Linked DNA regions of Homo sapiens: regions 1 and 3 are each linked to region 2. The links are chromatin contacts, found by Hi-C or POLR2A ChIA-PET in ENCODE. All regions are on one chromosome and are shown on one strand. Each heading gives the region's core, a stretch centred on a gene start or an enhancer-like site at or near the end of the contact. The rest is flanking DNA. Distances are from core to core; before and after follow the strand shown. Region 1 overlaps PALM2AKAP2 (PALM2 and AKAP2 fusion). Region 2 overlaps PALM2AKAP2 (PALM2 and AKAP2 fusion). Region 3 overlaps PTPN3 (protein tyrosine phosphatase non-receptor type 3).

Region 1 (2,700 bases), core at 1-2,500, 280 kb before region 2:
CCTGGAGTGCCTGTCACATTCTCAGTGACATTCACAAGTGTTATCCACTGTTACTAGACTTTGATCAAATTTTTAAAGGGGTGCCCCCACTTCCAAATTCAGAACTCTCACCACTTAGAGGTTGAAAGATATCACCCCTGACAGGTGCCACAGAACACCCCCAGATGCTCAGAACAGGAAGATATGGTTGGAAATCCTGGGGAGAAAAAGGCTGGAAGAGTTACAAATGCGGAGAGAGAGAAAAAGGCAGCTGGAAAGGAAGTACCAGGAAGAGGAGGGGCCGAGGGAAAGACTAGGAAAACTGATGGTCAGGGGTCAGGGGCCCAGGGCTCGGTGATGGGATGGAGCAGCCGGAGACTGAAGCGGGAGGGAGGAAGTAGAAGGGAGGACGCTTCCTGAGAAACTTGTGGTCTTCGCATGCTCTTGAAATGAATAAATTTTGTTAAGTAAATTATACCACAATAAAGCTCTAGCAAAAAAAAAAAAAAAAGAAAAAAAAAGAAAAAAGAAAAAAAGAAAGAAAAGAAAAAGAAAAAGAAAAAGAGTTGGGGGTAGTCGAAGAGTAGGAAAATAAAGAAACCAGAGTAAGAGTTTGGGGAAAGGGGCTTTATGTTGAATACAACAAAAGGAGTCCTTCATGTCAACATGTAGCCATCAGCTATTCCTTGCAGAGGAGAGCCAAATACAGGTGCTTAGAATGTGGTTTTTTTTTTTTTTTTTTTTTTTTTTGAGACGGAGTCTGGCTCTGTCCCCCAGGCTGGAGTGCAGTGGTGCGATCTCGGCTCACTGCAAGCTCCGCCTCCCGGGTTCACGCCATTCTCCTGCCTCAGCCTCTCGAGCAGCTGGGACTACAGGAGCCCGCCACCGCACCCGGCTAATTTTTTGTATTTTTAGTAGAGACGGGGTTTCACCGTGTTAGCCAAGATGGTCTCGATCTCCTGACCTCGTGATCCGCCCGTCTCGGCCTCCCAAAGTGCTGGGATTACAGGCGTGAGCGACCGCGCCCGGCCGGTGCTCATAATGTATTCTAAAGGTTAGAGCCAAAAGCTACAGGCAAGGCTGGAGTTTACCGTTCGTCCTGCTGTTTGTCCAGCTCTTGCTGTGGCTTCGAGTCTATGTCCTTAAGAGGCACTTGCAGCTTCTGGCATCTAGCCAGGGTGGCTGGGGACAGCATTGAAAAGGGGGCTGTGGGAACAGCCTGGTGCAGCAGTGCCCCCTCAGCTCGGATTGATTCCTTTGTTGCAAACATGAGGAACCAGAAGCTGTCACACAGTAGCGGCCAAGTAGGACGCTGGCGTGCCACTGTTTGGCCCAGTCTTCCAACCTCCCTCACGGTCAAACAAGCAGCCATTATTTATAAAAACTCAACACACATTGGATTTTAATGAGAAAATAACTGTATACTTGCATTGAATGCCTCACAATCACTCTAAAACCAAAGCAGGATAATAACATTTAAGTGGTTAACATACACAGGAAAACCAGATACAGAGTATAATTTCCAAACACAGTATTGCTGCTTTTTTCCCCTCCTCCCCCAAAAAAAGAAAAACAAAGAAAAAATAATTTGGGTAAAGAGCAACACAAAATCAAAATTGGCAGCTCACTGAATGCTTAAAATTCAGGAAATTTGTTCTTTAACTAAAATGGAATATATTCACCATCTCTAACACTTAGGCTACTTTTTTTTCAATACATAGTTTAATTAAATCCATTCTTTAGTTGGGAAAAAAAAGGTTTAATTATTTGTCTTCAGAGACAAGAATCAACACTGTTTTAGTGTTCCTTGTTACACTTTATATATATATATGTGTGTGTGTATATATATGTGGACATTGATCTATATACGGCTTATATGTCATTGTCTAGGGTGAGCAGCATGCATGGGTATGAAGAGGCAAGTAAACTGCATTGTGTCATCCAAGTAAAACACAGCACGGCCTCCTGCCACTGACAGACCCTGTTTCCATAATTTCTGGATGAGAAAGCCAAGTCATGTCAGTAGTTAATCAGCTCTGGAGGAAAGTGAACACCTATAAACACGGCAGAATGCAATACTTCCAGAAAGGCTTTTAACACCTACAGAATCTAAACATTTTGTAAGAGGTGGGGTTAACAAGCTTGTGTGCTATTTGGGGGTGGGGCTGAGCATCAGAGGCAAAGTTTTTCGTAAGCCTCTTTCTCTCGATGGATTAGGCAGGAATGACTTTCCTCCAGGGGACGGTCCCATCTTCAGAAAGTTAAAAGGGTCCATTTGGGATCCCAGAGCCTAGCACGGTGCTATGTACAAAGCGGTGGCCCAAGGTTTCTTGAATGAATAAAAAACTCAAGAGCACAGAGAAAATCTGGCTCTCCCAAGTAAACTGTAATTTACATTTTCATGGGATTATAATAGGATCTTCAGTGAGTGGAGCAAGAAGATAGACAGCAGTAATCCGGAAGGCAGCATAGGAGTAATAGCAAAAGTTAAGAGATGTAGGGGCCACAGTGAAAACAGCTTTGTGACTGTGGGAGAGTCCCAGAAACAGTATTTCTTTCCTTATCCACACACGGAGCATGGCCCAAGAACCCCCAGCTCTAGAACTCTGTTATTCTTTAAGCAATAAGTGCTCTGGTTCAATCAACTGTGGTCAAAGACCACTTCATCTGCCTCTAAAGCCATTCCGCGAATAGTGTGGCCTCTTAAGCTTTTCTCTTAGC
Region 2 (2,700 bases), core at 179-2,678:
GCAAGTAAATGAGTTTCCTGTCACTTTCAGGCTTTGGGGAGAGACTGTTTTTTCACTCCCACTCATTACGTTCATTGCAAATTCAAGAATCAGATAGGAGTTGATCCGCATAACATGTCAGTTATGCATACTCTAAGATTCCATGGTTTTATGAACTGTCATAAAATTATTGCCTTTGCAAAAGCAGCACAATACTGAATGCAAAAACCAAAAAAGCAACTATTTCTTTTTAACTCTGAACAGACTTTCATGGCTCAGTGCATAAGAGAAGCCTTTTATTTTCAAGTAACTGAAACACTTTGTCATTTTGCACTGAGAATCACTAATGTTATCTTCATAAATCTTTTTAGGGTTCTGTATTCTGGAACTACTCGGTGGTGAGATTCTCATCTTAGTATCAATACACATAATGCCAGGCTTTTGAGCAGTAGTTCTCAACTTGGAGAGATTTTGTCCCCCAAGGCAACATTCAGCAATGTCTGGAGACATGTTTTATTATCATGACTGGGAAAGGGCAATGGTGCCCCTGGAAGCCACTAGGTAGAGGCCAGGGATGCTACTAAACATCTTGCAATACTCAAGACAGCCACTCACAACAAATAACTATCCAGCCCTAAATGTCAATAGCACAGCTGTTAAGAAACTCTGCTGTAGGGGGATGGAAGAAACAACAATAAGAACAGCACTATTCTTTTTTTTTTTTTTTTTTTTTGGAGGCAAAATTTTGCTCTTGATGCCCAGGCTGGAGTGCAATGGTGCGATCTCGGCTCACTGCAACCTCCGCCTCCTGGGTTCAAGTGATTTTCCTGCCTCAGCCTCCTGAGTAGCTGGGATTACAAGCGCCTGCAACCACGCCTGGCTAATTTTTTGTATTTTTAGTAGAGAAGAGGTTTCACCATGTTGGCCAGGCTGGTCTCGGACTCCTGACCTCAGGTGATCCATCTGTCTCAGCCTCCCAAAGTGCTGGGATTACAGGCATGAGCCACAGTGCCCAGCCAACAGCACTATTCTTACTGACAACCTGCTGTTCTTGGCACTTCACAAACACACCTGACCTCTACACATTACAACAGCACTGCAAGGTGGGTATAGTTTTCCCCAATGTACAGGCGAGGACACTTAAGTCCAGAGAGTTTACATGGCTTGTCCAAGATCAAACAACTTGTAAATACAGAACTAGGACTCCAGCCAAGTTTGGTCAAGCTCTGAGGTCCGGCTTTCTAGTGAGTTTGCTATGCTGGAGCCCTTTTCAGAAGCACACACTGTTTCCCGCAGAGGTTTAGACTGTACACAGGCTAGAAAGTGCAATCAGGAACAAAGGGCTTCCAAAAGAGACAGAAAGGAGCCAAGCCCAAAATGAAACCTGCACTTCATGAAAGAACCTGAAGGGGGCAGTCTCACCATCATGATGACCACCCACAATAGGCTGAAGACCGGCACCTCCAGAGTCATGGTGCGTCTGATGCACCGCCTTCTGAAGAAGCATGTGTGGAGGTTGAGGAGGGAGAATCACATTACCTGTCCCTCCTCCTACATCACGAGGTGCACGTTAGTGTAATTTCACTCAATATCAGAGGTCTCAAAAAAATTTAGCTTAAAATAACAACTTCTGTTGGGATTTTTGAGAACATGCTTTAGAATTAGGCAGAGTTGAGTTCAAATACTTGCTCTTTCACTTTTTTAAAATTATTTTTCATTCATCTTGTATGTCCTTCCATTGAATTTTTTTAGGGGGGGGCAGCAAGTTACTTCACCTCCTGTGCTTCTCTTCTCTCTTCATCATCATCATCATCATCACTACCTCATGGGAGTATTACAAGGCTTAAATTAGAAAATTAATGAATTAAATGGAGGCAGAAAAGCTAGGCCGCTACCCAGAAGGGAGTGACAAAACAGGAAATATTACACAATATAGAGACACTACTATATAGTTTACTGTATACATAGCATATATAGTTTTATTTTGGAAGGAAACAAAAGAATGGAAACAATAATTGGGCTGCAAATGTGGCTGAACGTGGGGTGGGGACCCCGGCTGGAAGTGCACAGATGTGGAATGCCACTGTGGAGTGTTCCCCTCCCTGCTCAAAAGAACAGTGAATCATGGAGTTAAAAATAGCAAATGTGAAGAACACAATGAATCTCAAGCAAGTGTCCTTTGTGATTTCAATGAATGTTTCAGTGGTTGCCTTTTCTAGAACAGTTGTAAGTAACTGTCATCTTCTTGGTTGCCAAACCCCACAACATAACATACAGATGCTTAATAAGATACATATGCTTATGCCTAATGTCTCTACGCCTTTGGCTTTGAGCCTCCTAACAATATGGAAAATTAAGTGAATTCTGGTATTTACCAGAGACCCACACAGGTACTCAGAGAATCACAGGTCCAATGTGGAAATGAAAAGTACACTTCTATCCTGATTTTTTAAAAGCTGCTTGGCTCTCTCTAGGTTAGCAGTTGAGACTTCAATATTTTATTCAATGAATATTTGATGTGACATATTTTAGAACAGACAGCTGTTCTGATGAATTAGTCATCTCTGTGATGAATCAGTTACTTATACCTAGCCTTTAGTTTTTTGAGAACTCAACCTCTTTCCTCCACTCTGACCCGTTTCCAAAACCACTTCCTTCTATAACAGTAACATTTCTCGGAACAGGTACACTGTTGAGAAAAGAGATCTCTAACCAACTCCT
Region 3 (2,700 bases), core at 55-2,554, 480 kb after region 2:
CACCTGTAGTCCCAGTTACTCAGGAGGCTGAGGTTGGAGAATCATTTGAACCCGGGAGGCGGAGGTTGCAGTGAGCCGAGATTGCACCACTGCATTCCAGCCTAGCAACAGAGCGAGACTTTGACTCAAAAAAAAAAAAAAATTAAAATTAGTTGGACATGGCGAATGCCTGTGGTCCCAGCTACTCAAGAGACCAAGATAGGAAGATCTCTTGAGTCAGGAAATCGAGGCTGCAGTGAGCTGTGGTCATGTAATGGCACTCCAGCCTGGGCAACAGAGCTTTACCCTACCTCAAAAGAAAAAAAAATGGATTGGGGGGGTGCAGGGAGGGAGAGAGAGGGAGACAGAGGTAGAGACAGAGACAGAGACAGACAGAACGAGAACTGGAAATACCATTTTAACTTGTTTTGTAACTGCCAAGCAGTTGCCCTTTCTGCCACTGGGTGATGCTCTTGTAAACAGTGAAACCCAGCAAAGATGCCGTATTTGGGGGGAATTTTGTAAAGCTTCCTTTTACGTAAGTGAAAGTCATGCTTTTTCAATCTGAAAACTTGTATACAACTTCAATTCCAAAATACTCTGTCTCTGAAATGCCTTCCCATCCATAACACCCTACCCCCAACCAGCCACTTGGACACCATAAGGCCAGACTCTTGTCCTACTGTATCGCTGTGTTTCTCCATTGGTCTGTCACTGAATATTTTATTCAAATAGATTGTGATTATGAATCATTCTGTGTGACTATGATACAGATTTTATATTTAAATTAGGCTCATTTAAACTCACTAGGAGAAAGAGAAGCACCAATTTCATAAAAAATCCATGGATAAGGGCTTGAAATGAAGGTCAAGAAAGAGGCAGTAGCAGCTGTCTTTTGTCTGGGTTTCACTGAATGACTTGGTCTCTGCGCTTCTCCCCTCACTTCACTTTGGATGAGGTTAGGGTGGGGCAGAGTCTTAGAATGTAGGAGAGCCCCATAGTCATCAGCTCTGTAAGGTGTCTGTGCTGGGCCTGTGGCTCCGGAAGGGGCTGGTGTGGGTGATGCAGAGACTCAAGGGTCCTGTCCTGTACAGTGACAGCAGGGATGGTTAATCCCTGTGACTCTGAGGGGTTAGAAATAGGGGTCTTGGAAGTGGGCTCTGCATGGTCTGGAGAGGGAAGAAAGGCTTAGGACGCACATCGGTCAGGTTTCTGTCTGCTAAGCCGGGGGAAAGCCATGTGACCCTGGGCAAGTTACTCAGCCTCTCCTGACCTCAGCTTCTTCATCTGTGAACTGGGAGTTAGAACAAATGACCACAAAGTTCTGTTCCGTTTTCATCATCTGTAACTCTCTAAGACAGCGCTGTCCAGCAGGACTTCCTGCCGTGGTGAAATGTTCTCTGACTGCACTGTCTCATACGGGAGCCACTGGCCGCATATGGCTAGTGAGCATGTGAAGTATGGCTGGTTTCTTGTCTTAATTTATTTAAATTTAAGTAGCCACATATAACTAGTGGCTACCATACTAGACAGTGCAGCTCCACGATACAGAAGAAACTATATTCGATAGAGGAAAATGTAACAAGATCTCAGCGTGGCAGTTCATGGATGTCACAGGCAAATCATGCCAACTAGGAATAATATAAATTCTCCTGAACGCACAACAACAACAGTCCTGTTTCCTTTGAGGAGGCAAGAGTCCTATGAAGCAGAACCATCCGCAGAAGTGAGACAGAAGGAAAAAAGCTTTCAGAAGGGATGGGCTGTGCATCTGCATGAGCTTGCCTGGCAGAGCCTGGTTCAGTAATGAAACCACCAGAGGAGCTGGACACATTTCCCTGTCACCCTTCTAAAGCAGCGGGGAAGGGAGCAAAGTTTTCAGCAGTTTCCAGATCCACCCTGCCTCCTATCCCTTTTCCCCAAAACCATGTGACAGTGTCTAGGCCAGATGCGGTCAGGGGTGGTCAGTGGGCCCTGGGTGTACTCAAATCCCGCTGACAACCTATGCAGCTGAGGTTCCAGGGAAACATACAGCCCCCAGCTGCCAGGCCCCTACAGTCAGTAGTGTTTGCTCTAATAAAATATTAACCCAGTTATTAATATCTCCTCCTTCCCCATGATGAAGGAGTTTATCCGAGAACAATCCGGCACAAAGCTACCTGACCCAGAAGTCATCCAGTTCTGTGTCTCCATCTTCAAATGCTCCAGGCTCCTGCTCACCTGACGGCGTTGATCAGCAGCTCTTAGATGACTTCCACAGGGTGACCAAAGGGGGCTCCACCGAGGACGCCAGCCAGTACTACTGTGACAAGGTGAGCGAGCGCAGGCAGCCGGGTGATCCACACACCCAGGGCTTCCCGGCCTCTTGTGGGCAGCTGAGTAGCTCTAACTAAATGAAAATATCTTATCACCAACTGCTGGAGAGAGATGTGATGCAAATGACCACTTTCAAACCGTTTTCCAGAATGATAATGGTGACAGCTACTTAGTCTTGATCCGTATCACACCAGATGAAGATGGAAAATTTGGATTTAATCTTAAGGTATGTTGTGTATTTATAAAGGAAGTTTTGTGCTGGGAAGCAATCTTTCAATGAGTTTTTAATTTGCATTACAAATGTGCTGCATTCCTGAGCTACATAAGGAAGTTGGTTCAACCCTCAGAATTGAGAGTTGGGGGTTTTTTTTGTTTTTGTTTGGTTTGAGATATTTGGGGTTTTTT

What was found. Hi-C counts contacts between places; a loop is a spot of excess contacts on that map. ChIA-PET counts read pairs that join two places held with the same protein, here RNA polymerase II (POLR2A). Pooled maps may share reads with other maps.
Region 1: a pooled map shows a loop between it and region 2 (3-fold over the local background). The contact joins two enhancer-like sites. A Hi-C loop is called at or near these places in 4 of 50 pooled maps. POLR2A ChIA-PET finds 5 or more read pairs at or near these places in 3 of 52 experiments (AG04450 and activated T-cell).
Region 3: a pooled map shows a loop between it and region 2 (5-fold over the local background). The contact joins two enhancer-like sites. A Hi-C loop is called at or near these places in 2 of 37 single-sample maps with no recorded cell type and 8 of 50 pooled maps.

What each region holds. Positions count from the first base shown.
Region 1 is chr9:110,171,166-110,173,865 of GRCh38, reverse strand. PALM2AKAP2 (PALM2 and AKAP2 fusion) reads right to left here. Exons shown (of 11, transcript NM_007203.5): 11 at 1,354-2,700. Among named protein-coding and RNA genes, the nearest start is that of C9orf152, 36 kb to the left of the region's middle. Within about 2 kb of position 1,250, at least 3 of the 41 ENCODE cell types and tissues checked have a DNase peak (open chromatin) inside an H3K27ac peak, as active enhancers do.
Region 2 is chr9:109,886,724-109,889,423 of GRCh38, reverse strand. The region is part of intron 3 of PALM2AKAP2 (PALM2 and AKAP2 fusion); the gene reads right to left. Among named protein-coding and RNA genes, the nearest start is that of PALM2AKAP2, 110 kb to the right of the region's middle. Within about 2 kb of position 1,428, at least 7 of the 41 ENCODE cell types and tissues checked have a DNase peak (open chromatin) inside an H3K27ac peak, as active enhancers do.
Region 3 is chr9:109,409,820-109,412,519 of GRCh38, reverse strand. It overlaps PTPN3 (protein tyrosine phosphatase non-receptor type 3), which reads left to right. Exons shown (of 26, transcript NM_002829.4): 15 at 2,105-2,291; 16 at 2,444-2,521. Among named protein-coding and RNA genes, the nearest start is that of PTPN3, 87 kb to the left of the region's middle. RefSeq lists enhancers at 566-665, 1,186-1,305. Within about 2 kb of position 1,304, at least 2 of the 41 ENCODE cell types and tissues checked have a DNase peak (open chromatin) inside an H3K27ac peak, as active enhancers do.